Regions from separate parts of the Mus musculus genome. Here all the other regions are linked to region 4. The links are chromatin loops, found by intact Hi-C in ENCODE. Cell type or tissue: gastrocnemius. All regions are shown on one strand.

What was found. Peaks named below come from ENCODE experiments on the same cell type or tissue, not always from the same donor. Only the 100,000 strongest peaks of a DNase experiment are listed, where the experiment ranks them.
Region 1: it touches region 4 in a loop (2.8-fold over the local background); 8 of 42 quality-filtered maps call a loop at or near these places.
Region 2: it touches region 4 in a loop (5-fold over the local background); 9 of 42 quality-filtered maps call a loop at or near these places.
Region 3: a loop joins it to region 4, with 3 times the contacts of the local background. A loop is called at or near these places in 16 of 42 quality-filtered maps.
Region 5: a loop joins it to region 4, with 2.7 times the contacts of the local background. A loop is called at or near these places in 37 of 42 quality-filtered maps.
Region 6: a loop joins it to region 4, with 4 times the contacts of the local background. A loop is called at or near these places in 35 of 42 quality-filtered maps.
Region 7: a loop joins it to region 4, with 9 times the contacts of the local background. A loop is called at or near these places in 8 of 42 quality-filtered maps.

Annotation. Positions count from the first base shown.
Region 1 is chr3:138,556,981-138,560,980 of GRCm38, reverse strand. Eif4e (eukaryotic translation initiation factor 4E) reads right to left here. Exons shown (of 8, transcript NM_007917.4): 8 at 1,285-4,000. Among named protein-coding and RNA genes, the nearest start is that of Mir1956, 33 kb to the right of the region's middle. In gastrocnemius, a CTCF peak has its summit at 2,212 (motif pointing left); a DNase peak (open chromatin) is centred at 2,233.
Region 2 is chr3:138,458,667-138,462,666 of GRCm38, reverse strand. Metap1 (methionyl aminopeptidase 1) reads left to right here. Exons shown (of 11, transcript NM_175224.4): 10 at 237-302; 11 at 2,167-3,707. The coding sequence ends at 2,330. Among named protein-coding and RNA genes, the nearest start is that of Adh5, 18 kb to the right of the region's middle. In gastrocnemius, a CTCF peak has its summit at 2,254; a DNase peak (open chromatin) is centred at 2,224.
Region 3 is chr3:138,739,728-138,743,727 of GRCm38, reverse strand. Tspan5 (tetraspanin 5) reads right to left here and starts at 1,520. Exons shown (of 8, transcript NM_019571.5): 1 at 1,068-1,520. The coding sequence starts at 1,148. In gastrocnemius, no CTCF peak of the experiment used is centred here; DNase peaks (open chromatin) are centred at 592, 919, 1,534, 2,368 and 1 more place; H3K4me3 peaks cover 2,293 bases; H3K27ac peaks cover 1,828 bases.
Region 4 is chr3:138,904,110-138,908,109 of GRCm38, reverse strand. It overlaps Tspan5 (tetraspanin 5), which reads right to left. Exons shown (of 8, transcript NM_019571.5): 8 at 3,677-4,000. Among named protein-coding and RNA genes, the nearest start is that of Tspan5, 160 kb to the right of the region's middle. In gastrocnemius, a CTCF peak has its summit at 1,559 (motif pointing right); DNase peaks (open chromatin) are centred at 1,212, 1,560 and 2,297; H3K4me3 peaks cover 775 bases; H3K27ac peaks cover 1,347 bases.
Region 5 is chr3:138,632,551-138,636,550 of GRCm38, reverse strand. No RefSeq gene overlaps it. Among named protein-coding and RNA genes, the nearest start is that of 4930425O10Rik, 92 kb to the left of the region's middle. In gastrocnemius, no CTCF peak of the experiment used is centred here; no DNase peak of the experiment used is centred here.
Region 6 is chr3:138,639,876-138,643,875 of GRCm38, reverse strand. No RefSeq gene overlaps it. Among named protein-coding and RNA genes, the nearest start is that of 4930425O10Rik, 85 kb to the left of the region's middle. In gastrocnemius, a CTCF peak has its summit at 1,650 (motif pointing left); a DNase peak (open chromatin) is centred at 1,626.
Region 7 is chr3:138,505,219-138,509,218 of GRCm38, reverse strand. No RefSeq gene overlaps it. Among named protein-coding and RNA genes, the nearest start is that of Metap1, 18 kb to the right of the region's middle. In gastrocnemius, a CTCF peak has its summit at 2,338 (motif pointing left); a DNase peak (open chromatin) is centred at 2,319.

The DNA of each region.
Region 1 (4,000 bases), 350 kb after region 4:
CGATGATGAAATAGACCTCTGAAACTGTAAGCAAGTCCCATGAAATGCCTTGCCATGGTCATGGAGTTCCTTCACCGTAATAAAACACTTCGACAGACTTCCTTAGAACTTCCACTGCCCCATTACCGCATGGATACCTTTTATGGTGTACTCCATGGATATCAATGGCAACAGAGAAGAGAGAAAGACTGGCACAGAAAACATCTCCTCACATGTGATACCTTTTTACTATATACACGTATACAAATGGGGTCATGAAACAAAACGTACTTTTTATTGTAACTTGTAAGAAAAACTTTGCAAAACAATGCTTTATGCTTTCATCTCTGCAGACAGGCACCGTCTGGTGCATCTCACTACCTGATTCAAAAGGAACAGTAACTCTTAACTGCTGTCAAACAACTGCTCTTCAGATACTTGTCTGAAAGTAACTCCATGTCATTCAAGACCTTAAAAGCCCACTTGAGAAACAATGTAGCAACAATAGTGGAACAGAACTCGGGGAGATGGTGGAATGTGCTGCCTGTGTGTGCAGGACTGCCGCTACCCACCAAGAGCAAACAGGCACTTGAGATGTGGCTGTGCAGGAACTGGCAGAAGTAGCCACCCAGTCAGTGACTCCCATGCTCGACCCCACTGACTCACACATCATCATACTTCACAACCTATCACAGCTTCAGAAAGCAGTACCTGGATCCCAAGGATCCCAAATCATCGGGCAACACCTTAGACAGTCACAGGTGAGGCTGCCAGGGCATTTGTGTCCACAGTAAAAGGCAGATTTATTAGAAGTCACTGACAGACTAATTTTCTAATATTTAGGCAAATTTAAATGGCAAAAAGACAAATGGCACTTAAGTACTGTCTCAAAATGTAGAATGTAAGTAGCCTTTAAAGAATCCGAAGCTAAACTCCATTCTGAGACAGGAGCTATGTATAGTACACATTATGGAAGTATGCAGCCGAGTTAGCTATGTGCTGGAAATGTCCATCTTCTGGCCTCGGCCTCTTCAGTGCTTCTTCACACACATACCAAGTATTTTCTGCACAACTGTTCCCTGAAATTTCCAGCAACATTACACGAATAGTCCACGTAAGTCAAGAAGAGGTATACCACTGCACATGTTCTAAATGCCTGTTTGCCATTTTAGAGTAGCCTACATTTTACTCCCATCACCAGGAGACTCCCATTAAGTACTTGCCAGAACTAAAAATCTTCTTAAAGCCCCATTTTGTCAATTAGAGAATCCCCCCCACCCCGCACCCCAAAAAAAGCAAGCAAGGTCGGTAGTGAACGCATTTAATTCCAATCCTCTGCAATAAGATGGATCTGACTTCCATTACAGCCGGAGATATGAAACGACACCAGGTCTCAAAAGGAACAAACAAGCAGGCACACAGCTGTAATCCCAACATTTGGGAGGCTGAGGCAGGTTTAAAGCCATTCTGGGCTGTGTAGAACCTAAGCTCAAAAGAAAAAGAAAAACCCACAAAAAATACAGGTAATAAGCAAGTTCTCCCATTTGAGTTTTAAGACGGTGTTTTTCGTTTTTTCTACAAGTGATTTTTACATTGATTTAAATATTTATTGCCATCTAGACATTTAGACCATGGAGTCTTAATCTGAGAATACAAAACTGGGTAGGGGTAGTGGTGGTGAACACCTTTAATCCCAGCACTCTGGAGGCAGAGGCAGTTGCTCAGCCTGGTCTACAGAATGAGTTCCAGAACAGCCAAGGCTACAGAGAAAACCTGTCTCAAAATAACAAAATTTATATAATCTGTGTATAGCCCTGGCTGTCCTAGATATAGCTCTGTAGATCAGGCTAGCCTCTGTAGATCAGGCTGTGCCTGTTTCTACCTCCTGAGTGCTGGGATTAAAGGCAGGCACCACTACACCAAGCTCCCCTCTCCCCCAAAGAAAGAAAATCAAAGTACTACCGGGCAGTGTTGGGGGCACAACCTTTAATCCCAGCACTTATTCTGGTGCCCAGCCTAGTCTACAGTGAGTTCCAGGACAGCCTGGGCTTATAGAAAGCCTGTCATGAAAAACAAATGAACATACCATCACATAAACAAGAGCCATGGGGCTGGAGTAATGGCTCTGCAGTAAGCAGAGTCGTTGGTTTTGTGTAAGATCCAGTTGACTCCCAGCACTCACATGGTGGCTCACAACTGTGCTAAGTAATTAACTTCAGTTGCAGGGATTTCATGCCCTCTGCTGACCACCTCAGGCACCACACGATACAAAACATGCATGCATACACATTAAAAAACCAAACCAAACCAAACCCACGACTGGCATGACCACAGCTGGAGGGGAGGGGATGTTACAAAGTGGCATTTGTATGCACTGGCTTTCAGGCATCCTCCCACAGTGGGATTCATTTGGATTCAATGTTTCGAGACAGGGTTTGTGTAGCCTTAGTTGTCCTAGAACTAGCATTATGGACCAGGCTGGCCTCAAGGTATACTCATCAATTTGATGTGTATTTAGAGGGCTGGTGCCAAATGAGAATATCTATCCACTTGCCCCATAATACTCCACACTGAGAATACAAAGCTGGGTGTCATGAGAAACGTGATACACAGAGACCCAACACTACACCTCATCTTCCTGACAGTGCTGGCAATCACACACAGAACATAGTACATGCTTGGCAAGCACTCTCAATGAAGCACATTCCTGGTCCTTGTCTTTTTGATAAAGGGTTTACGTAACCCAGGTTGGCCTTATGGTCATTCCATCTCAGCACTGTGATTACAGATATGTACCCACCATACAGGCCATTTACTAAATTTAACCTTTTAAATGCAACTCCAGCAGCATTCAAGAACGTCTATTTCTGTCAAGTTGAACACTACCATCTATCTTAGATGGTGATTTAGAGCACCAATAAAAACATTCATACTTTAACCCTGTACCTTAGTCTCCATGGTTATTTGTGACTAGCTTTGCTGGCTGTTTATATGCCTAGCTTGTAGCTGAGTCTAACTGGAATTTAGAATCTAATGTACTACAACCTATTTATTACATCTTCAGGGAGTGTGTGATTTATGTGATTAAGAATTATTCACAAGTTCATACTCTGTATCTGACAGAAGCTATGAAATTATTTAAATCTTAATGTATCAAATGGTGATACACCAAATCCCAATTCTCATTCATTTATAAAAGGGAGAAATACCTACATATATTATGAACACGTGACAAGAATAAAACACTGCCTAACTTATTATGTAAGTGCTGTAGTTATTAATTCCTATATAGTATATGCTAAATCTTTCTGTCCAGTTTTTTCATTTTTCCATTATAATTATTCATCCATTACAAATTATTTCAACTTTCTATAACAAAGATACATCCTACTCAAAGTTTTTAACTTTAAAAACTGTATTTTATGATTCTTTTTTCACTTCTAAAGTTGATACTTCTTACAAATGAATGAAAAGGAATATGAGAATTAATCTCTAATAGATACAACTACTAGAATCCCACATGTTGGTAAGAAAGCCTCATCAGCCACCTTCATGCCTGTACACTGTATCAATCAGCTTCAGGGAGCCAACCGGGGTCTCATACAAGACAGCCAGGAATGCAGCCCAACATAGACCATATCATGTTGCAATGTCAAAAGATCTCTCAATGATCCACACAGTAGATGTAGGGTACAGAATGCTGAGATCGTGAGCATCGCTATTTCCAAAGCACTGAACAGGGAGTTATCTGTGACAACAAGAGCAGGCGGTTATACATTCTTGACGTACATAATAAGAGCAATGCTATTAATTCCGTATGTATTTTATAAGGATCTTTATCAAGTTATCAGTGTGAATTCATAACAACCACCACTTAAAGAGCATTTTTCTCTCAGCCAATGGTTTCCACTCTGCTACCCACAGTTCAGCTTACCCTTCGGCGTTAACAGCCACACCTCATCTCACAGGATCTGAACTATACAATTACGTACTGCAGACAAAATGTCTTCATGTTTGCTTT
Region 2 (4,000 bases), 450 kb after region 4:
GAAGCCTATGGGCATCCCTGTATTTTATTGTAGAAAGCATGGGCCAAGAGTAAACTGACTGCCAGCAGCGGTTATGGGTGATAGCCTTTGTGCTGAGTGACAGACTGGAAGAATTGGGAGAGTAATGGAGGGAACTACTGGATATGTTAATCCTGTGTGACTAAACAGTGAGCTGTTTAGTTCAATGCCCATTGTTGGGTTTGATGTCTTTTGAGACATTTTTCTTTTAATTTCAGAAAATAAAGCAGTTGGTGTGATGAAGTCGGGTCATGTGTTTACAATTGAGCCAATGATTTGTGAAGGTGAGTATATGTGTTTCAAATACTCTATTTGTGTCTTAGAGTTTAATGGCTGTAAAGAGGCCCCATGACCACAGCAACTGTTATAAGGAAAACATTTAATTGGGGTTGGCTTATAGTTTCAGAGTCTTAGTCCATTATTGTCATGTCAGGGAACATGACAGACATGGTGCTAGAGAAGGAGCGGAGAGTTCCACAATCATTCTGGCAGGCAGCAGGAAGAGAAAGACACTGGGCCTGCGTTGAACATTTGAAACCTCAGAGCCCACCCCTCGTGACACACTTCCTCCAACAAGGCCACACCTACTTCATGTACTACTCCTAGTAGTGCCATTCCCTGGGGACCAATTAGTCAAACACATGAGTCTATAGGGGCCACTCATTTTCAAACCACCAGAGTTTATAACATTTCTTTTTTCCTTTAAATTTTTATGTATCCAATTTTTGCAAGTGCACACATTGGATATAGAGGGTGGAGCATGTGTGGAGGTTGGTTCTCTTTATATCTGGTTACTCATCAGATCAGTAGTAACTGGTTCTGTTTTCTTCCTTTTGCTTCATTCTCCCTATTGCACTCGCTTGGTAATGTGTAGAGAATTGAACATCCTAAGGGTTTCTAACAAGATGACACGTTTTACATGGTGATTCCTAAAGATCTTATCAAATGATGAGTGGTAGTAGGGAGATCCTACGTTAGCCTCTGTTGAAGTTCTTGATTGATGTAGGAGGGTGAAGAGGAGACACACAGTTATATAAGTTAATTCCATTTTGGGGAAGATGTTAGAAGAGGACATCCTTGTAGAGTAATTTGGCCTAGGTCACACAGTGGCTTATGTGGCAACATTTACCAGACTGATGAGCCATCTGGCCCTACAGTCAGCACTCCAGTCTTGTAGTTTGACGCTGCATCCCAAGGAAGCACATCACAGACACTAGTCTCTGGTAGCTAGTCTCATGATCCTCTGATGGCACGGGCTATAATGGTGGGCATTTATCAGATTATAACTGGGAAATACTTGTGCTAGTTCTTCACTGGGTTTAAGCAGGGCAGCATGTCCGGGTTGCTGGCCAGCGTGCCCTGAGCCCTCTGTTGAAGCACGCCCTTTCCAGGTCCTCCAGGTGTGAATAATTAGTGACCAGAGGTCAACCTCACGGTATGTTTCTCAGGAGCCCTCTACTTTGTTTTTGAAATTTGTCTCTCACTGGGACATGAGGTTTGCCAATTAGGCTAGGCTGGCTGCCACCAAGCCCCAGAAGAGGTATCTGTCTGATACCCCAGAGCCTCCTGGCTGCTACCATGGGTGCTGGGTATGCAACTCAGACCCTCGTGCTCTGCCAGGGGCTATCTTCTCATTTTGTTAGCCCTCAAAAACCCTGTTTTTCTTTGCCACGATTTCTTTGGTTATAAGGATTTTATAGTATAATCTGTTGTAGCCTCTAGCTGTATGCCTATTAATTATTTACAATTCAGGAGTGACACGCAACAGCAGTCCGGAAACTCATGTTCACTTTGTAAACTGGGACAGTTGAGTCCGTTATTCTGGAAAGTTGCCAGTTGTACATTTCTGCTCTACAGAAACATTCTACACTTTTGTGGGAGGAGTTTCCATGTGTTTGCTGAAAGGAAGTCTGATACCTTTATTTTAGAAATGCCATCTTGATTTGATAGTGAGATACACATGAGGAAATTCAGACATTACTTCATTAGTGCTGCAGATGGGATGAAGTTGGAAAGGCCTCAGCTAGACAAAAGTGTTAGAGGGTCTTTATGCGCGTTTGACGGCTTAGTTCCTCTGGATCTGTACTTACCTAGCATCTGTTTAGGAATGTGAGTGGCAGAACTAAGTAACTATTTTCGCTTGTTCAGGTGGATGGCAGGATGAGACTTGGCCAGATGGCTGGACTGCAGTGACGAGGGACGGGAAGCGATCTGCTCAGTTTGAGCACACCCTGCTGGTCACGGACACTGGCTGTGAAATTCTCACCCGGAGACTCGATAGCTCTCGGCCTCATTTCATGTCCCAGTTTTAATTTCTCTCAAGATGCCTAACATACGAACACCATCTCGTACTGTGCATTTTATTGAAAGTATGGAAATGAAGTTTTTTTTTTTTAATCACTCGTTTTGTTTTGACTGTGGATAAGAATGGACTACAGCATTTGGTGTGTGTCCTCAAGAGCTTTTGGGTCTGAAAGCTGAGAAGAATAAAGGAAACATTGCTTACTTCCTTCCACCACTGGCCTCACCCCCTCAGTTTTCTGTACTGTGTTTTCTTCTTTGCCCCTTGAGCACTTTGACTTCAACCTGCACTCACTGCTTTGTCACTGCCAGACCAGCCACCAAGGGCCAGCTGCTTCCCAACAGAAGGTTGGAGATGAGAAATCTTGAAACTTTAGCAACATGTTGCTCCAGATTTTTACTATATATTGATATATATGGAAATATATATATGCATACATTTTAAATTCCATATACACGATTACTGAACACTATATGACCTTCGGTCTGGGTTGATTCTGCTTTGACAGGATATCTGCTCTCAGAAACGGATCCATAACTCGTTAGTGAGTGACTCCTAGTTAGGACCTGGTCTCCTCTCACCCCCATGCTGTTCATTTATCTTGTCTGTCTGCAGGGAAGACTCCGCGCAGTGTGGACTGTGTGTCAGTGAGTGAGACGTTGTCAGACTTTAAGGTCTGGTGTGTGCTGCAGGAAGTGGCCGGCAGCTGCGGGGTGGCTTTACAGAGCACTGCTGCTTTAGACCTCTCTTTGGTCAGGTGTGAAGCCCCCTTTTTTCAGACCCTTCTGATGTGAGGCTGCACCTCTGGAGCACTCAAGAGAAGAGGCAGTTGTCCTGTGGCAGAGGATGGGGGAGTTAAAAAATGTCCCCAGGTGTGTGCACAGTCACGGGTGGCTGTGGCTTTACCATTAGTAAACATAACAGAATGAGAAAGGAGCCTGTTGCGGTACTGTAAACACTCAGTATGCTGCTGCTATCCTGTATTGCAAATGCACCTCTCCTCGGTCGAGTTGAGAGTCTCATCAGAAATGACTAGGTTGCCCGGAATCTGTGCTCCTCGGTGGTGGTTCAAACACCAGAGGATAAAGTTGTCACAAGAGTATCCTTGATTGCTGGGTGTCTCATGACTTTTATAGTATAATTTGATACCACTGACACATACTTCAAGACATCTTTCCCAGAGTGCCTCAGACCTTATTGCTTTAAGAGAATGATGATAATGTTTTCATGACTTTATTTTAATGATTTAGTAAAGTGATTGAATCTGGTGTAGACTTCTGGGTGTGTGTGTGTTTAAAGTTTTTATCAAACTGTAATATTTGTGAATGGAATGCCTTGTAATATGAATGTTAATATAATATGTAAAGGGAGATTAAACGTTTGAATGATTATCCCACTTTTTCTAGTTGTATTTGTTGGGATTTCAGAGGGAATCGACGGGAATAAGGCTAATGTCACAGTCTAACCTCATTGCCATTGGAGCACCTTTTCAGGTCTATCATACCAGGATTGCATGGCGTTTAGTCCAGCAAAGTGCCAGCACCATTTGTGATGTAGCTGTATCAGGAGAGCTTTTAAGACCAAGAATGTGGCATATTTAGGGGAACATTTCATATTTTGACAGTAGAATTAGTAATGGAGGTGGGCTGGGTGTTCAGTTTATATCATCAGAAAATGAAG
Region 3 (4,000 bases), 160 kb after region 4:
CAACCAATGCCAACCAACCAACCAACCAACAAACCATTTCCCCTCTTGTCCTAGAGAACTCTTTGTCTGGTTGCTGAACACGTTTGGAAGGTCTCAGAAAAGAATCACAACAAAAGAGTAGGGTCCCAGCCTGATTACAATAGGCACCCGGCACGAGGGAGTGTCACGCAGAGCACGGTTGGGAGCCGGTTTGCAAGCCGCGGCTCACCTGCTCTGCCAGCAAAACAGGTCTTACACACCTTCTCCTTTGCATGTCTCCAAGGGTTCCGAAAACCTGTGTGTCACCCCTTTAAAAGGGGAAGACGCGAGGCACGCGCACACCGAAACATATGTTGACTGATGACTAGTTATTCCACAAGGATACACAGAGAAATAAATCCCTCCACCCTGCACGCCCACTTGGCCAGTCCATTATGCAAAGGGAGCGCTTTACTGCCGGAGAGGAGCATGCAGGACGTGTTATTTACGTGCACATTACAGAGCCACACACCACGGCATCTGCATCCTACACAAAGCCGGAGATGGTGCAAGGAGATACACGCTGAGCACGGCACAGACCAGCCGCGGCAACACCGAGCCAAGCCCTCGGCCAATCAGATCGGCGCTGGAAGGTGGATCTCGGGGTCGGCTCTGCCCGATTAGCCTGCCCCATTATGACACCACGCTCTGCCCAACATCCAGATCCCACGGGAAGCAAATCTAATCCGTGTGCTCCCTCGTTTCTCAAACTGCCGAGCCGTCCTCCCATTTGTACCCCAGCTTTTCGCGCCCCCCCCACCCCCTTAAAAAAAAAAGAAAGAAAGAAAGAAAAGAAAGAAAAAAGCCACCCCGAGGCCTGGCTGCCCCCTGCCCGGCTTGGTTCCTCTTTTCACCTCCTCCGAGTCCTGGAAAGGATGAAGTGTTTCTCTCCCCCGCGCTCGAGCCGGGAAGGCGGAAGGTAGACGCCTCTCGCCGCGACTGGGGCAGGAGCTCCGGGGGCGGCGAAAAGTAAAGCAGCGACCACGGCGGGGGACCGTCGCCCACCCATCCGCCACAGCACTTGGAAACCCAGGAGCGCTCCAACTTACCCAAAATATGACATTGAAGCCAAAAATGAAGTATTTGATGCAACAACTGACTTCAGGACCCTTGTAGTGCTTCCCGGACATCCTCTGGGTTCATGAAGACACTTGCCCCGCCAGCCCGAGTTTGGAGCCCCGGAGCACCCCGGCTCGGAGCAGCCCGGCGAGCAGTGGGGCACGCGGGGCTCAGCCGCGCGGACCGAGCAGCTCCGGCACCTCCAGCCGCGGGCCTCCGAGGCCGCCGGGGCGCGGTGGCCGCAGCCTCCGGGAAGCCTCCTCGAACCGGCACGGAGCACAAAGCGGGAGCTCCGCGTCGGTGCGCCAGGCGGCGGGTCCGGCGCTCGGTCCCCGGGCTCCGGGCAGAGGCGGCCGCGCAGATGCCGGCGGAGACGCTGCCCGCCGCCCGCTCGCGCGCCTCCCACCGCTCGCTCCTCCCGCCGCTCGCTCCGCCCGCCCCGGCCCGCAGCTCCGCCCGGCGCCTGGGTCGGCGAGGCGCGCGCGCGCTCGACTCGTGCTCGGGAGCTCCCGAGAGGCAGCCGCACGACGCAGCCGCGCCACCTCTGTCGCGGTCCGCGTGTCTCTCTGTTTCTTCGCCTCCTTTCTCCCCGACCCTTCTTCCCGAGCCCCTTGCCGCCGAGAGAGACGAGGGAACACCCCGTAGCTCACAGACCTAAAGCAGCCAGGGCAGAGGGACCGGACCCCCGTGGATGAGCTGCGGGTCCTTCTCTTGGCCACCAGCAGCTCCGGAGGGACCCTGAAAAAGAGGGTGGCTTCGGGGAGCGAGGGCTGGGTGAGCGCCCTCCTCCCAACACACACACACACACACACACACACATACACACGGTCCCCTTGCCACCTAATCACACCGACCTCCTCCTGCATTGCTATGAGGAAGAGCAGACACCTTCCTTGCCACCCAACAGCAGAACAGGCGGGCTTCGTTGAGATGTTCAAGAGGGATCTAGGCCATTAAAGAGGAGAGAATGGAGGAGTGGGTATCTCAAAGGATACTCTATCTCTCTGACTAATCCACTCTTCCCAACGGCCAAAGAAACGAATCATCCTGCAAGTGGAGGCGAGCAAGAGAAGCTGGCCCAGAGGCGTCCTGACCCAGGTCCACTTCCACACCACGAAATTTTTCTCACCTTTGATGAAACATTCTCAAAGGAACACACCTGCCTCCTAGCTCAGGAAGCGATGCAGGAGTTACATACAGGACTGTCTCCCTCTGGGAAATCCCAGTTGGGTTTATAGATGCAGGGCACTCCTGACCTCTGGGAGAGGACAGAACTGGAGAGTGGAAACTTTGAGAAGCACGGGTGAGCAGGTACCCGGCAGTTGTCTATGTACACTCTTCAGGCACTTGGCACACGGGCAGGGAAACAGATGCCAGGGTTTTGTGGGATGAGAAGAAAGGGCAGCTTAGAAGTGTGTGGCAACATCTAGGGGAACTGACTTTAGTCTTTAGACATCCATGGTAGAAAAAGATAAGAATTTCCAGAACCAGCCAGTGAGTCTGGGCCCAGAACTTTGCATGTTTAAGAGGCTCTGCAGATGATGCCATCAGGGTGGCGGTGGAGAACTTGAGGTCTCAAAGTCTTCTGCCTAGGATTTTGCTGAGTAACTTCCTCTGCCTTTTGCTCAAAATCTGCAACCTGCAGTCAAGCTCTGATAAGGCAAGAAGTTTCCTTTTTACCTGCAGTAACCTCTTTCTAGATGGACCTGGCTTTCAGGAGGCTATGTTACAATCACAGTTGCGAATCCGGGTACCCAAAAGGCAGGAGGGCCAGGAACACTACTCACTCCATACCATGTCTCTGGCAAGCAGTGGATGAAATCACCCTAGCTCCCTCCACCCAGCCCAAGCAATGGCCCCCATCGGGCTCCTTATTAACAGGAGTGACCTGACAAGCTTTACCTAAGCCTACACGTGCTGCTGTGATGCTTTCTGTATATAAATAGATCCACTGCTGCAGAACACAGGAAAAGTCAGAGCAGAGGTCTCTCTTACACTATATGGCACCTTTCAAAAAAGGACTAGAATTAAATCCAATTGATGGCTTAGCCTTATCCTTAAGTGATACCCAAGTACCCTTGCTCTCACACAGACATGGTTTCTCCTTTCACCACCACTCCCCACCAACGTGACTCATTTGCTGCAATTGATGAACCTTCTCTGACTCATAATTATCACTCAAAGTCCAGAGCTCAACTAGGGTCCACCTTTGGTGCTGCTTATCCGTAGCTTAAATGAACGTCTAATGACATGCATCTCTCATTAGAGCATCATACCATGCATTTTCTCTGTCCTAAAAACCTTCTGGGTTCTGCCTAGACATTTCCCATTCCCCTCCCCCACTCAAGCCACTGATGTTTTATATTTCCATAGTTTTGCCTTTGGGGACATGTCATATAACAGAAATGCCATAGTATGACGTTTTCCTCCTCCTGCACCATAAACCTAAAACATCTCTCAAAATAAAATCTTGAACATCAATAGCCCATGGTGCTGTGTGTCTGTATTGCCAGCACTTGGGAGGTGGGGGCAGGAGTGTCAGGGGTTCAAAGTCATCCTTGGTTACATATTAAATTCTGGACTACAGTGGGAGGCCTGAGATCCTATCTCAGAACAAGAGAAGATCAATGGAGAAGGTGCAATTCAGATCGCTCATCAGCAATTTTGGAGAATGGCTAAAAAACAAAACAAAACAAAAACAAAAACAAAACACTAGTTGAATAGTCCCCTATCACTTCAGATAGCCAGTGTTACTTTTGTGAAGATTAATGCTTTCAGCATATTTTTAAGCAATGCAGAATGTAGAATATTTGTTAAACTTCTTGACAGAAATATTCCTTGATGCTGGGCAGTGGTGACACATGCCTTTGAAGCACGGGGAATCTCTTGAGTTTGAGGCTAGCCATGGCTACACAAAGAATCC
Region 4 (4,000 bases):
AGAATATACTTATACAACCATACGCTGTGGGGTCAAGGGACAGATGGGTTGTTGGCCCCAGTGGCTGCTTGCAACTGTTAGGGAACTACTGGGTTGTTTTGGTGACAACACAAGGAGACTGCAGAAGGCACCGATCATTTTATGGATGCGATCTTAATCATTGTAGCAGGTGGCTTTTAAGATTAAATACAGAATGCACTGCCATGATCTTAAATATAATAATGCATTCTTTATTTAACATACCCCAGAAAAGGTGGCAAGACTGGCCAGGCATAGTGGTGCACACCAGTGATTCCAGTACTTGGGAAGTGGAAGCCAGGGGAATGAGTTCAAATGCAGCATGAGTTACACAGCAAGCTGAAAGCTAACTAACCCAAGATATACACCAAGAGCCTATCTTAACAAAACTGGGACTCAGCAAGACATTACAAGAGCAGAAAGCAGACTGTTGTCATATACCGCACAGTGGTCAGCTGCCTCCAGTCAGCTGATGAGAACCTCAGGCTAGCTTCCTATCAGGAGGGTTCCCTGCACTCCGTGGACCTGAGTTTGAATCTCAGGGAATATAATATTGAAAGACACAGTTGAACCCATGATAAACTCCTAACATGTATAAGCCATGGTTTCTCCCGTCTCTAAAATCAAAGGTTGTAGCGAGAAGGTCTGAGCTTGTTGGCACAGCTCTTGGAAGCTTGATACAGGGAGATTGCTCCAAGTTTGAAGGCAGCCCGAGATACAGAACAAGGACTATCAGGCCTGTTGGAGCTAATTGATAACCTTTTGTGTTAAAGCAAAAGACCAAAACAAGATAGAAATCTTTGACCATTTCCGAAAAAGGAGATAGTAATTCTCAAATCAAAGCTAACACCACTAGATTCTCAATCAGTCTTGTTTTAACGGGAAGTCCAGGAAAGTCTGCTCCCTTTGTCCTGTACAGTCAGTGTTGAAGACCAGAGGTGCGGCTTAGGACCTGGATCATGGCTCACACAAACCCCTCCAGTGGGGATTCTATGCTCTGAGAGGGGATGCCGTTTATCATACCACCCCCACTAGGATGATAGGTGCCTGGAAGACATAGCACCCCCAGAGTGGCTGGTGAACACTTGGTGGCAGTGAATATCATCTTCTAGAAACTGCATCTGAGACGATACAGGAGGCAGGGCCAGCTTCCACCAGGCCTGCCAAACCCTGCTGCAACAAGGTAATAAAACGCCAGTGGCAAGATCAGCACCTAGATATTGATGAGAACAAGATGTCCCGTGCCTGGGTTCCCAGAACGAGACCCAGCTTTCAGGACTGTGAAGTAGGAACGCACCTACTCTTATTAAACACCTGCCCTCGGCCCATATCCATTTCCCAACGCAGATATTGATGAGAACAAGATGTCCCGTGCCTGGGTTCCCAGAACGAGACCCAGCTTTCAGGACTGTGAAGTAGGAAAGCACCTACTCTTATTAAACACCTGCCCTCGGCCCATATCCATTTCCCAACGCTGGAATGCGGCTTGCATCCATCCGCAAGGAACCTCCCTTCCAACACCAGCCAGCTGTGGTTCTCCGTGGCTGACACTAGAGGGCAGGCCACTAAAACTTTCCTGTCCTAATCGGCCCAGAAGTTCTTGGAGGTGAGGACCACATGGGTCGTTTGTTTTGCTGGACACTGGTTCTTTGTGGAACTCATGCATACCTTGTAAAACTATGTCTCCACCCGCTCTCTGACTTTTAAAGTACATTTACTTTAGCCCTTGTTTCTAGAAGTGGAGATGAAGGACCAGGGTGTCTAGCTCGGTCTAACTGGGAGGGGATGGCTCAACCTTGGGACAAAGGAAGCTGCAGGCCTCCAGAGGGAACCAATTAATTCCGAAAACCAAGAATGTCTTAAAAGCCACACTGTAATAGATTCTGCTGCTATGGCAAGTCTCTCAAAAATAAAATAAAATAATAAAATTAAAGGCTAGGGGAACATTAAGATGGTTTTGGTATCTTTAGAGTTTAGTTTCTGTCCCCTGCTTCCTGGATCCAAACATCTGATAACTGTGCCCCTAGTCATGTTTCCACTCTAAGTCACAACTCAGCCCTGCCTACAGCTACATTTGCTGTACATTAGTCTCCACTTGCTGACAGTGTCTCACAATTACCGTTCCCTGCTCCAGCTTCCTGGCCACAGTAGCCAGAGTTTATGGAGAAGTTCCCAGTCCTTCCTTGGAGGTCTGCACAGATTTCCCAAGAGAAGGAGCAAGCACCAATGTATAAATGGCAAAGCTTGCTGGGGAAGGCCTGCCAGGTCACTGGGCTCCGACCCCCATTGTTCGCCCACTGGCTTCCCAGGGCTCTTCTCCAAGAGAGCCGGAAACAGGCGCGCTGGGAGAGCCACACGCTGCAAAATGATTCCATTCCTGCCCACACAAACACCAGTCCAGAGTGAGCCAAGGCCTTTCCGAAGAAGCAAAAGCTTAGACCAGAGTAACTTCTAAGATGCTCCTGGAGGGGAGTCAGCCTGGGACCTGGGGCAGGAAGCGAACCCACAGAAATGTCAAGGGGGCTATACCCTGGGAAAAGAAACAGGAGTTTTCATCCACTCTCTGATGAGAAGTTCTGGTTTTTACTGTTCTTTTTTATGAATAGTAATTTTTAAGTATATATTACAGAAGCAATCTTTGTGGGAACCAGTAAACAATAGAAATTTTTTTTAAAAATGGTAATTTTCCCCAAAGTCCATGGTCTTTGCAAGGACAAAACTTCTGCTAGTTTTGAGCCTTGTAAACAAAGCACCATTGTAACTATAACCGCTCTGCTGCTGGCCACAGCATGGAGGGAATAACCAGGCCCCACAGCATCAGGTAAAGAGACATCAACAGGGCTTGCCCATCTTCAGTCCCCGACAAGTTTCTTTAAAATCAAAATAGGTCTGCTTTCTGTATCTGCTTTTCTTGAGGCCTTTCTCAAGTCTTAGGACACACTGTCCTGCCTGGTCTTAAAAGTGCTATGTGAAATGGAAGCTTTTCCTTACATTTGTTCTTAAAAAGTATCCTTCAGTAACACTTCACAAGAGAAAGACACTTACGCTGGTATTTTCCAGCAGGTTAACATGACAGTTTCCAGGGGCTGCTGGCAATTACTTTCTTATAAAAGCTGTAACTTTTATCTAGGTCCACTGTGTATTAAATGTTCATAAAGCTTAAGCATATATATGTATATGTGTACGTGTATATGTACACACACACACACACACACCAGAATGGCAGGGTCAGGGTCTGGGATCTGTGTTTTGTAATGTTCCCAAGGCATCTGAAACAAATAGAGGACAGTCCTTGAGACAGAGAACACCTACTTGCTGTGTCTGCCCACGTTTAGCAACTCAGAGGCTTAGCCCCTTACATCCACAAATTTCCCCTCCCTTCCGGGACTGATTGGTGTTTCTAAAAATCAATGTGTAGTCTCATCAGCATCTTAGGAGTTCACCAGTGCAAGTCCTCAAGCTGCATCCTGACCCACCTCCGTAGGAGTTCTGGAAATGATGGTGGTTTCAGGGCCATGGGATTGAACCCTAAGTTTCAAGCACACTGTACATGAGCTGTCCCCCTGGCCCCGGCCCTTTGTGTTTTAAGGAGACATTCCAGAGTGTTTTACAGTAACTTACATCTGAGAAATGATTCAGAAAAAGTAAGACGACGTGATCCCATGTAAGGTAGAACCGAGTTTATTAATGACAGCTTTTATTACAATCACTCTCGAGTGTAAAAAATAAAGGGTGATTAAAATTTAAAACTCGCTTGGGCTTGTGTTTTGGCTTTCACTGGATGTGCCACGGGGTGGGGATCCTGTCTGATTCTGAATCAATTGGCCAGATGCAGTTCACTGGAGAATGAGGTAATAAAGAAGACAGAAGTGCCAATCCGAGAGCACGAGTGTCCATGTTGAAGGACATCACAAGCGACGGCTGTGGTATGGACAGGGGTGAAGTCACGTGACCTCGCATCCACGTATGGAATGACTATCTC
Region 5 (4,000 bases), 270 kb after region 4:
ACTGGTGAGCTTCCATCACTGTGATAAAATACCTGATGCTATCTACTTTTCAAAAATGGAATAGAAGCTGGAGAGGTGGTGCAGTGCTTATGAGCACTGGCTGGTCTTCCAGGGAGCGAAAGTTTGGTTCCCAGCATATGCAACTACTTGGTCTCACTGCTTCTGGTATATGATGAAGCATTAACATGGCAGGGTGCAAAGTGGAAGAAACTGTCCTCATGTCAAGTAGGAGGCAAAGAGAGAGAAGAAAATGGGCATGAGTTACGGGATGCCCTCCAAGGGCACTAGAAAGGATCTAACTTCCCCTCACTGTTAAAGGTTACCCAGTCTCCCAGTGGTGCTCCAGGCTGGCAGCCAGATCTTCAACACAGGAGCCTTTGGCAGGATGTTTCAGATATAAACTCAAGAATGTAGGTTCAGAAAAACCTTTCCTACTGATCCAAAGAAAACTTCAGACTCGGAGTTTTGGGGGCTGCAGTTGACAATGAGTCACCTGAAATGACTGCGGGAGGTTAACTTTTCACTTCCTAAAAACTGGACATTAACAGAAAGTACATGTTATTTTTCCACTGAGCTCAAGGAAGGAAAAAGCCTGTTTTGCCAAAAGATACTAGGATTTTTATAAGGTAATAAGAATTGTATGATTCATATTCCCTTTATGTCTGTGTTTTCAGAAGGCTGAGGCAGTGTGGTAATTAGTTAGAGGCTGCATCGTGTTTAAGATCCTAATCCGAGACAATCACCTTCTGACGTATGCTGTATGTGTAACATTTTCACGGACCGTTCATCTGCTCCATGTGTGGATATGTTCTCTGTCTTCTTAGGTCCGTGTAGAATGAAGTAGTGTGAATGTAAAAAGCATTTCATTGTTGGGTAGGTGGGTGGATAGATGGATTTAGGAAGCACAAGATTGTATTATTAATTTCTCCTGAGAAATATAACCACAGAGTAGACTGAGAAGTTTTTTCATATGCTCAGTACCTTTGCTTGACATATGAAATCATACTTAGGGGGAAAAAAAAGAAAAATCATCCCAGGGACTGAAGAGATGGCTTAGTGGTCTAGAACATGCAGTGCAGTCGCTGATGACCCAAGTGCAATTCCCAGCTCCCATGTGGGCATCCCACAGCCCCTGTAACTCAGCCGCAGGGCATCTGACTTCCTTTACCGGCCTATAGAGATACACACACATTGTGGCACACACTCACACAGAAATGCTCATAGACATACATATTCATAAAAGTGAAAAATAATATTCTAATGTCATTGTATCACTGCCCCTACACCTTTAGAAGTTCCACATTCTCTTTGAACTCATGTGGACATTCCTTAGCTGGGTGTCTACTCCAACGGAACTAGTTAGACTCCAATTGGACACTCTAACTCATGTGTCCTTTGTGCCCAATGTTAGCTGTTTGTCTCAGCCCAACTGAAAAGCCATTAGTTCTCTGAGTACAGCCCACCTTCCCAAATTCATCATTTAAAAATACAGTTTCCTATGTGCTTCCCCCACCATAGAGTGCTTTTGATGCCTCTATGAAGTAATTCGGTCCCTCTTAGAAGTAAATCTGGCAGTAACAGTAGATACACATGTTAACTTACTTAGCCCTATGTAACTTAAGTGTTAGTGACTCCATCTTACAGATGAGAAAAACAAGTTCAAACAGGCAAATAACTTTTCCAAAGGTAAACAACTCGTGAGAGATGGAGCTGAGATAAAACCCAGCCAACTTGGCCCCAGCATCCTGCTGTAGCTGGCCAGCATGTGTAAAGGATTTCCTGGCTCTCGGCCCTTAGGATGGAGTACAAGCATCTCACTCTCTGCATCCTCCGATAATGATGCCTGTCTCCCTTATCCTGTTGAATAGGAGTTGATACATCTCTAGCTGCTTATGCAGTAGGTAAGATCTCCAGACTGGATGCCGGCTCAGCCACTTATCACACATGTAGCTTTAGATAAGATACTTAACTTCTTAGAGTCCTAAGACCCTCAACCAGAGTACCTTCGTCAGTGATCTATCGCTGTGAGAAGTCATCACAGCCACGGCAAATCTTATAAAGGAAAACGTTTATGTGGGGCTGGTTTACAGTTTCGGAGGCCTTGTCTGTTATCATCCTGGCAGAAAACATGGTGGCGAGCAGGCTGACATGGTGCTGGAGGAGGAGGTGAGAGTGAGATCTACAGGCAGCAGGGGAAAAGAGAGAGGAAGAGAGAAGGAGAGAGAGAGGGAGAGGGGAGAGAGAGAGGGAGGGAGGGAGAGGAGGAGAAGAGGAGAGGAGGAGGAGAGGAGAGGAGGGGAGAGGAGAGGAGAGGAGAGGAGAGGAGAGGAGAGGAGAAAGACTGAACCTGGCCTGAGTTTCTGAAACATCCAGCCCACTTCCAGTGACACTTTTCCTCCAACAAGGCTACTGATAACCATGGTGGTTTGAGTAGGAATGGCTCCCATGGACTCCCATATCTGAATGCTTGGTCAGTGGGGAGTGGCGCTACTTGAGAGGGATTAGGAGGCGTGGTCTTGTTTGCAGCACTAGAATACTGATTAAGACATGGAGACTGTGAATCTGTAATAAAAGCTAGATAATTGCTTTCTGATGGCTTTTTTCTTTTTTAAACTCTAACAAGCTTCATATATCCAAGTCACTCCTGCAGTCAACAGGGGCTTTGGAACTAAACTTTGGTTTATGATATATAGCAGAAATTATATCACCCACCACCAGGCTTGGTCCTTAAATCTTCCCATAATAGCCTCTGCATGACCTCTCCTTTTCCACATTCTTTCTGGGTACAAGAAAATACTCTATAGCTCTAGAAGGTGAAAGAACTATTAGACAGGAGTTAGGGTCCTGGGTGTCAAGGGATTGCCTATTCCATGTCCATCCTCGTTAGACTGAAATGTGATTATGAAATAAGGCTTACTGCATTCAGCTGCTGAGAACTGGAGGTTGTAAGTTAGTCTTACTGGGCCAAAACACTGTCATCGTTAGGTCCTCTATAACCCCAGAATCAATATTCTGCTTTTTAAAACTTTTTATTATGTATTTACCTATCTTGGTGAGGGAAGGTTGGGTGTATACATGCCACAGCTCATGTGTGGTGGTCAGAGCATAACTTAGGAGAGTTGCTTCTCTCCTTCCAGCGTGTAGGTCCTGGGAGTTAAGTTCAGGCTGGCAGCCTTGGTGTCAAGCCCCTTTACCCGCTGAGCCATCTTTCCGGCCCAGTGTGATGTTTGTCTATCAGCCCACAATTCTGCTGGATATGACTCCTCCTTCAAACCTTCTCTTGGTCCTTGAGCCCTTTGGGTTTTCGCTTACTCTCAGAACACAGAGAAAACCATGCGAGGGGTCTATCCCAACCTTCGGTTGCCGTGGGCAGCATGGTGAAAGCCCCGCCCACTCTCCTGTTCCCTCCTTTGAAGGGAAGAGACTCTCTCTTCCTAGTCCCTTCGTTTGTTCACAGCCATAATCAATAACTGTCCTTTTCTATCTTCAACCCCATCTCTCCCAAAGCTTCGGAATCATCAGTTTAACATGCCCTAACCACGCCCATCTTAAACGTAATCAAGGTAACCACTTCTCTGGACCCCACTGTGGCCTCCACTTCACAACTATAATTTTCCCTTTGTCATTCAAGATTTTGAAGGGTGTTCTGCAGGCTCCTGGCTACTTCATCTTCTGCGTAGGTTGATCTAGCCTCCACCCATGTCACTCCTTCCGATCCTCTACTACATTCCAAAGCCCACTTCAGTCATCAGCTGTCTAAAGTTTCTCTCACATAGCTCATTCCCTTTTTCTTCTAGAACGCGCCTCTTTTGGGAGTCTCCTTGGTGGGTTTGTCCCTCCTGTTCCCAGATCTTCTTCTACCTACCCCAAACACTCAGTTACCATCTCTGTCCTCACGGATGTCACCTGAACACTTGAGTCCTCCGTGCCTGTCCACTGCCAGACAGATTCAGGCTTCAAGCCATCTACTCCAGAGCCCCAAAAGAAATCTCAAAGTCAA
Region 6 (4,000 bases), 260 kb after region 4:
GGAACAATCACAGGTGTAGATGTCAGTGTGAATACGCACCTTAGAGCTGTGGAAATGACCCTGAAGAACAGAGAACCTGAACGGTTGGAAACATTGAGTACTCCAGGCAGTAACATCCAGCTTACCCCTGGATACACACGTTGTCTTCTGATCTCTAATATGTAGGCCATGGCCTGTGCACCACATACATGTACAAATACATAGATGAATATTTAAAACTTAAAGAAAACCAGCTTTGTCAGGGTGACAACATGCCCACAATTCCAGCACTTCGAAGTGGAGGGAGAAGGACCAGCAGTTCAAGGCTAGCCTCAGCTACATGGTGAGATTGAGGTAGGCCTGGGCTACATGGAAAAAAAACAAAATAAAACAAAAAACAAACAAAAACCCAGAAAGAGAGCTTTGTTGATCTATGCTCAGGAATAAGGCATAAACAATGATTTAAATATTTAACACATTACTTCTACAAAAAAAGAAAAGAAAAGGCAAAGAAAATGGAAAGAAAAGCAAAATCTAGTGACTAAGTTGTGGGTGGCAGTAGAGAGTGGCAACTATACCTGCTCCAGGCCGACTTGTTGGAAGAGAATACAGATGCTAAAAGGAAAGGCTCTTTTCTCTACAGCAGACGCGGTGGGCCCTGGAGCTGCACTGGAAAAGTCTGAGCAAGAGAGGGCAGACAGAACCTGTCCCAGCTTTCTTATGACTTCCAAGCAGCCCAGAAGGGGATTTACGGGGGGGGGGGGGGGAGAAGGGAGAGAGAAAGAGAGGGGGGAGAGAAGGACAGAGGAAACACGCCCCACCCCCACTACTCACTCCCATCCCCCCCAAAAAACCCTCAACAGAACCTTTAGTTTAAGATTGCGGCTGAGGCCACCAGGGAAGCAAGACATTGAGCCACACACTAGACCAACACTGGTCAAGGGCCCCAGGCAAAGTGGAGGAAGCAGTTAAGAAGGAGAAATAAACAAATTAACTTGTCAGAGCCATCCAATTAGACAGGCCTAATGAAATAGATCCTTGCATAATAAAGTAGCATTTAGAGGGAGTGGCCATGACCATGTTTGTGATTTTATTCAGACTCCTGCTCAAAGATGCGACAAAGGTGATCACAGGCTAGCACAATACACACAACAGTGTCATGTTGGAATCATGTTGGAATATCCAACACATTACAGTAATCCTAAATATGTATTGTGCTGTTTTAAACCAGTGGTTCCAGGTACTCAAGTCCCTTTCAGGGTTCCCCCCCCATTAATAATATTAAACGCATTTTTGCCTGTTTTAGTTCCATGGTTTTGCATATAGAGTTCTCCAAAGGCAGCAAGTCTCTTAATGCCATCGTTGTTCCAAGAGCTGGTGAGAGCTACACTTACATATGTGTGTGTACATACATACCTACATGTATATATGTGTGTATTTGTAAGTATACATATATGCATATATATGTAAGTATACATATGTATGTATGTATGTATGCATGATACATGTAGATGTATGTAAACAGTCCAGTGGGGGCTGAAGCGAGAGCTCAGCAGTTAACAGTGTATGCTTTCAGTCTCTTTCAGAGGACTGAAGTGCAATTTCCAGCACCAGCATCAGAAGGCTCACAACTAGCTGTAACTCTAATTCCAAGGGATCTGTCTCCCTCTTCTGGCCTCTGTAGGCACTGCACTCACATGCACACCCCAAGCTCAGGCACCCATGTGCACACAATTTTTAAAACTTAAAAACATTCAAATGTTAGTTATAATATGCAAGTATTGAGAGACTTTATCCCATGAACAAAGCCTTTGGAGTCCTCAATAATTTAATAGCTTAAAGGAGCCTTAAAACCAAAAATTCTGAGAACTCAGGCCTGGGAAAACCTAAGTGAAATTGTACTACTTACTACACTCAGTAATAAACTTAGCATTGGAGTGCAGAGGACTTCATTTTTGTGAAAACGTTTAACGTAATTGGGTTAAGTTTACTTGAAAATTTAAAATTCAGTCATATTCAAATATGATTTTGAAAGTTATCAATCATGTGTTATAATTTATAAGTATCTAAGAAGAAAACAACTTTCCAACTATAAAATAACCCAGTTTTTAGATATTTAGTAATGCAGTATTAAAATTAAGGTATGTGCAACTTAGGTATATTTTGAGTAGAATATTTAAATTTTAATCCAGAAGTATTTACTAACAATCAGCCATAATGAGGTTTAAAACATATTCCTTACAAGCTGAGGAATTGCTATCTATAGAAATAAGCATGAAATGAAGACAAAAATTGTATGAAATAAATAGATAATTATTTACTAATTATATTTTTACTTCATTACTCTTTTTCTGTTTTTCTTTTGTGTATGAATGCATTGTCTCTGCTTATGTCTATACAACATGTGCATTCCTGGTGCCAAGGAGTCCAGAAGAGAGCATTAAATCCCCAGAACTGGAGCCTAGGACAGTTGTGAGCCACCATGTGGGTGCTGGGAACCGAACCCAGATCCCATGCAAGAGCAGCAAGTGCTTAGCCATCTCCTCAGACCCATTTTATCACTCCTATAAAAACGACTAACCCACCATTAGAATTGCTATAAATGTACAGTAATAAATTACACAGTTGCTTTTTGAAGTTTTATATACATATAAAACCCACAGCCCGACCTCAGGTTTCCAGTGTCATCAGAGTAAAGGTGGACTTTGTACATGATCTACCTGTGAGGAGTAACTAGACATTCCTTCTAAAACACAAGATGAGGGCTCCGTAGCACGTGCTTGCCTGGGCCTTGGAAGATAGGGCGGCCCATACACACTCAGAGTTTCACATAATGATCTTCTAAAACAATTTTCATATTTCTACACGGCATGTAGGTTAATTGAACCATAGGGAGAATCAGCCTTAATCATCCATCTGCTTAGGCTGGGCTTGGGCTCTGTCCCAGGCTGGGATGCATCAGAACCTGCAATGTCTCATAGACATGAAGTAAACAAGATGGGGGTCTGAAATACCCTGGAGGGGTGAGTGCATACAAGATCGGGGTTGGTTTTGTTATGTTTTTTAGCATAAACTAATAAGTTAATATATAGACTTTTTTATTTTATGTGCATGTTTTGTCTACATGTATGTCTCTGTACCAGGCACACGCGTGGTGCCCATATGGACTAGAAAGGACATACAGATGTTGGATCCTATGGAGCTGGAATTACAGACTGTTATTAACTCACCGTGTGAATGCTAGGACTTGAGTGTAGGCCTTAGTGAAGAGCACCCCATGTTCTTTACCAATGAGCCATCTCTCAAGCCCTTATATATCCACTTTAAAAATAAGGAAATTATAAAGAATAACATACCTTTAGGTCATCTACAGTCCACTGTCCAGCATGAGCTACCTTAAGATGCAGGGGACATATCTTTCTGGTTTGTTTTGTTGTGTTTGAACATGCACACATGCCCAGTTACATACCCTTCTAAGCTGGGATGGCAGCATAGATTCTGTTATACTCCGTGTTTCTGTTATCCTGTGACACCTTTGCACTTGAAGTGAAATCGGAGATACTTGCCTGAAGTGAAACATTACTCCAATTCCACAGCTGTTGGTGCTTACTGAGTGCCTCCTCTGTGATGAACATTAGACAGTTGCTAATACTCACACATTTTCAAGGTCTTGGTGTACTTATCTGATTATTTTCTTAGCGGTAAAACAATGATACAAAATATAGAAGACTTCTGATGCCTTTGGCAAACTCCCTAACAGTGGTTGTTACTTCGCGAGGCCCTGATTTCGCCATCTCTGAAGACCTCTTGCCCGCACAACACGCTTCTGCTCCTTCTCTTTGCTTTCATCTTTGCCAGTTTCCCTGGCTACTGTGTTAGCTCATAATTATTTAATTTGTATTTCTCTAATTACCAGTGAAATAAAATATATTTTATTATGCCTGCTGGCTACTTTTACTTTTTTAATGAACTGGGTTTTTTTTTTAATATAGTGAGGCTCTTCACCTGTTTTCAAATTGAG
Region 7 (4,000 bases), 400 kb after region 4:
ATGGCACAAAAATTAATTCCCTAAGACACACACACACACACACACACAGAGCAACTAATGCAAACTGCTATAGGTAGTTTCCAACATGCAACAAGTTTCCAACGTCATAAACAAATGACCATTAGTCATAGGAAAATGGGCAAAGAAATGAAATACTCAAAAGTAAATAGACGAAGGCATTGGGTTGGCGAGATGGCTTCAAGGGGAAAGGTGCTTGCTGCCAATCCTTAGGACCTGAGTTTGATCCCTGGGACCCACTTGGCAGAAGGAAAGAACCAAGTCTTGAAAGTTGCCCGTCGACCTCCTTTTGGACACTGTGGTACCACAATGCACACATACTGAAAATAGATAAATGAATGTAATTTTAAAAACTAGAACAAGACATGGAGAGAAAAGGAAAGTAAGAAGGGGAGGGGAGAAATTACACAGTCTTAAACACTGTGAAGGACTGAACCCCATTCATTAAAAATACAAAAGCTAAAATGACATTATAGTTCATGAAATTACTGACGTGCAAAGAGGTTGACAAGTAACTGTTTGACAGAGAATGGAGGCAGGGAGTGTGCTGATGGGTATGGTATCTGTCCAGGATGTTTCACAGTCTCTGAGAATTATATGCATACAGAAACTTTTATCTAACAACTCTTCTTATGGAATCTATTCAACAGACCCATGTACAAGATGACACGTGTATATCGAACCATTCTACCTGTTAAAAATGTTCCCATCCTTTCTCTCATTCTTTCGTTTTTGTTGTTTGCTTGGTTTTTGACACAGAGTTTCTCTGTGTAGGCCTGGCTGTCCTGGAACTTGCTCTGTAGAACAGGCTGGTCTTGAATCTGACAATCCCCCTACCTCTGCCCGACAAGTGCTGGAATTAAAAGCATGAGCCTAGGCTAGGCACTGGTGATGCACGCCTTTAACCCTAGCACTTGAGAGGCAGAGGCAGGTGGATTTCTGAGCATGAGGCCAGCCTGGTCTACAGAGTGAGTTCCAGGACAGCCAGGGCTATACAAAAAAACCCTGTCTCCAAAAACCAAAAACCAAAACCAAACAAACAAACAAACAAACAAACAAAACAAAACAAAACAAAAACCAAGCAAATACCCCAAAACTAAAAACCCCAAAATAAAAACCAACCAACCAACCAACTAAACAAACAAACAAACAAACAAAAACAGGTACAGCTTTCGGCTGGTGAGATGGCTCAGCAGGTAAGAGCACTGACTGCTCTTCTGAAGGTTCAAATCCCAGCAACCACATAGTGGCTCACAACCACCTGTAATGAGTTCTGACGCCCTCTTCTGGTGCATCTGAAGTCAGCTACACTGTACTTATGAAAAATAATAAATAAATCTTTGGGCTGGAGTAGTCAGGGACTGAGTGAGGGGCCAACCGGGAGTGAGTGGGAGTGGGCCTAACCAGAGCGAGCAGAGGTCATAAAATTCAATTCCCAACAACCACATGAAGGCTCACAACCATCTGTACAGCTACAGTGTACTCACTTACATAAAATAAATAAATAAATAAATCTTTAAAAAAAAAAGCCTAAGCCACCAATGTCCAGCTTAAAATATGCTTTCTTAAGCACATTGAAGACTCCAAAGTACTGGTCATAAATTATTCTTTATCTACAAAACAGAATTATTTGTAGTCAATACAAAATGAGATAGCCCTCAGCTGGCAAGATGGTTCCATGTGTAAAGCCAATCTCTATCAACCCTGACGACTTGACCTGATCCTCAGGACCCATCTGGTGGAAGGAGAGAAATGACTCTCACGAGCTGCTTGTCTGTCCTCTACATACTAAATAAATACATAATAAAGATGTAAAATAAATAGAGATTGTAAAGAAGACAGCTGACAGTGTTTGGTGTTATTTCTTATAAATATTATGCAAAAAAGCATTATAACCTAAAATGTGTACAGTATATTTGAGTATATGTATATATTGGATGCATGCGCTTGCACAAGCGTGCGCAGACACACACACACACACACACACACACACACACACATGCACACACACACACACACACACGCACACACACAAAGCTGTTAGTGCACATTGCTGAAGATACATGCAAGAACCTCAGTTCAGCGTGTAAAGCGCACACATTCCTTGTGTCTCCCACCTTAAATGCTGCATTTCTCCACCCCCACTACCACCCCCCACTCCCACCCCCACTCCATGCTCTTCATCCCAAAGCTTGTGTACGCTGGCCGGAACAGTTAAGTACTTACACCCATAGACAACTGCTAGTAGATGCTCTTACTCTAACCTTGGAATGAGGGATTCTTCCCGGTGGCCCTCTAGTGGACATCCACTTAAGGCTACTTCATTCTTAAATTCTCACTAGAAGGAAGATTAGCAAAAGTACCAGGCTAGCAAGTTTCAACCTGGGGTGGGTTTTGCTTTTGTTTGATTTTTTTTGTCCTCTCTAGAGAGCAATCGACCATAGGTGGAGATTCCGTCAGCTGTTAGCACTCAGGGGAAGGCTGTGCCTGGCATCTGCTGAATGGACTGTGGAGATGCTATTAAACACCCTACTAGGTACAGTTCAGTCCCTACATTCAAATGCCAACAGTCTGTTGGTCATTGGGGGAGCAGCTCCCGCTGGATCATCATCCACTAGGGTGACTTTGACTGGCACAAGGTCAGTTTTCTATGCCCACAGTATCACTGACACTTCCTGCCCTGTGTATGAGAGAGAGAGAGAGAGAGAGAGAGAGAGAGAGAGAGAGAGAGAGACTCTGTGTGTGTGTTTACACACTCGTGTGGGCGTGCATGCTAAAGTCAGTGTGATCAGTGCTTTCCTTAGCTGCTCTCCACTTCTCCACTTTATTTTTGGAGACAGTGTCTCAATAAACCGGGATCTCACAGACTGGGCTAGACTGCCTAGCCAGGAAACACCAGGGATCCCCCTTCCTTTGCCTTCCCAGTGCAGGGATTCTAAGTGTGTACTGCTCCATTGACTTTGTAATGTGGAAGACTGCATTTTTTACTTTATTATTATTATTATTATTATTATTATTATTATTTGGTTCTTTGGGACAGGGTTTCTCTGTGTAGTCTTGGCTGTCCTAGAACTTACTCTCTAAGACCAGACTGGCCTTGAACACACAGAGATGTACCTGCCTCTGTCTCCCAAGTGCTGGGATTAAAGGTATGCACCACTACTACCTGGAATCAGATTCATTTTCTATGCTCAGAATCCAGAACCTGAATATTTACCACTAATTTATCTGTCTTAAAACTTGAAAAGATGACCAGTAACCTGTGGGGCTTTTTGTTACCCATCTCAATTTAATTACCTGAATCCAGGGCCATGAGGGATCCTAAAGAGGTCTCAGTCACGGTATAAGAATAAGGTATCTGGCAGATAGAGGGTGGACAGTACTTGAGTGTCACACTGAAGTAGAACATCTTTTGTATGTCTGTATCTGAGCCCCGAGGCTCCCATCCTCTGTATTCATGCTATCAATACTAAGAAAAGAACCAAGCTCACTTCCGAGTTCCCAATGAAGACAAATATCTGTGTTAGAGCCTGACCCTTCCCCGACTGTAGCTGATGCAGATCATTCCAGACATTACCAGCTCTAGCCACTGTGCTCTCTTGCTGCTGTGAGTTCCCGATGCCATCCTATACTGTTCTGGCAACTCAGCTACTCTCTATAGCTGCTGTGCAGAGAACTGGCTTCTGTCCATTGTCTTTCTTAGCTCTGGCCATTCATAGTTTCTGACGACTCTTGACTTTCATTGTCCTGAAGCTTCTGATCACTGCCTTTTCTCTGGCTTTGTCCTGTTCGCTTTGTGAACTCTACTCAGCGAGCTGCTGCCTTTCTTTGTGTTACCTACTCAGCTTTCTAAGAGTGAATAGTGATGTGGTTGTTTCACTATGGCCACCTCTGCTAGACAGAGATATTACCCCAAATCATACGCTTGTCCAAAAAACTAAGTTGTGGCTAGGGTTGGGGCTTTCAGGAATCTCACAAGGGG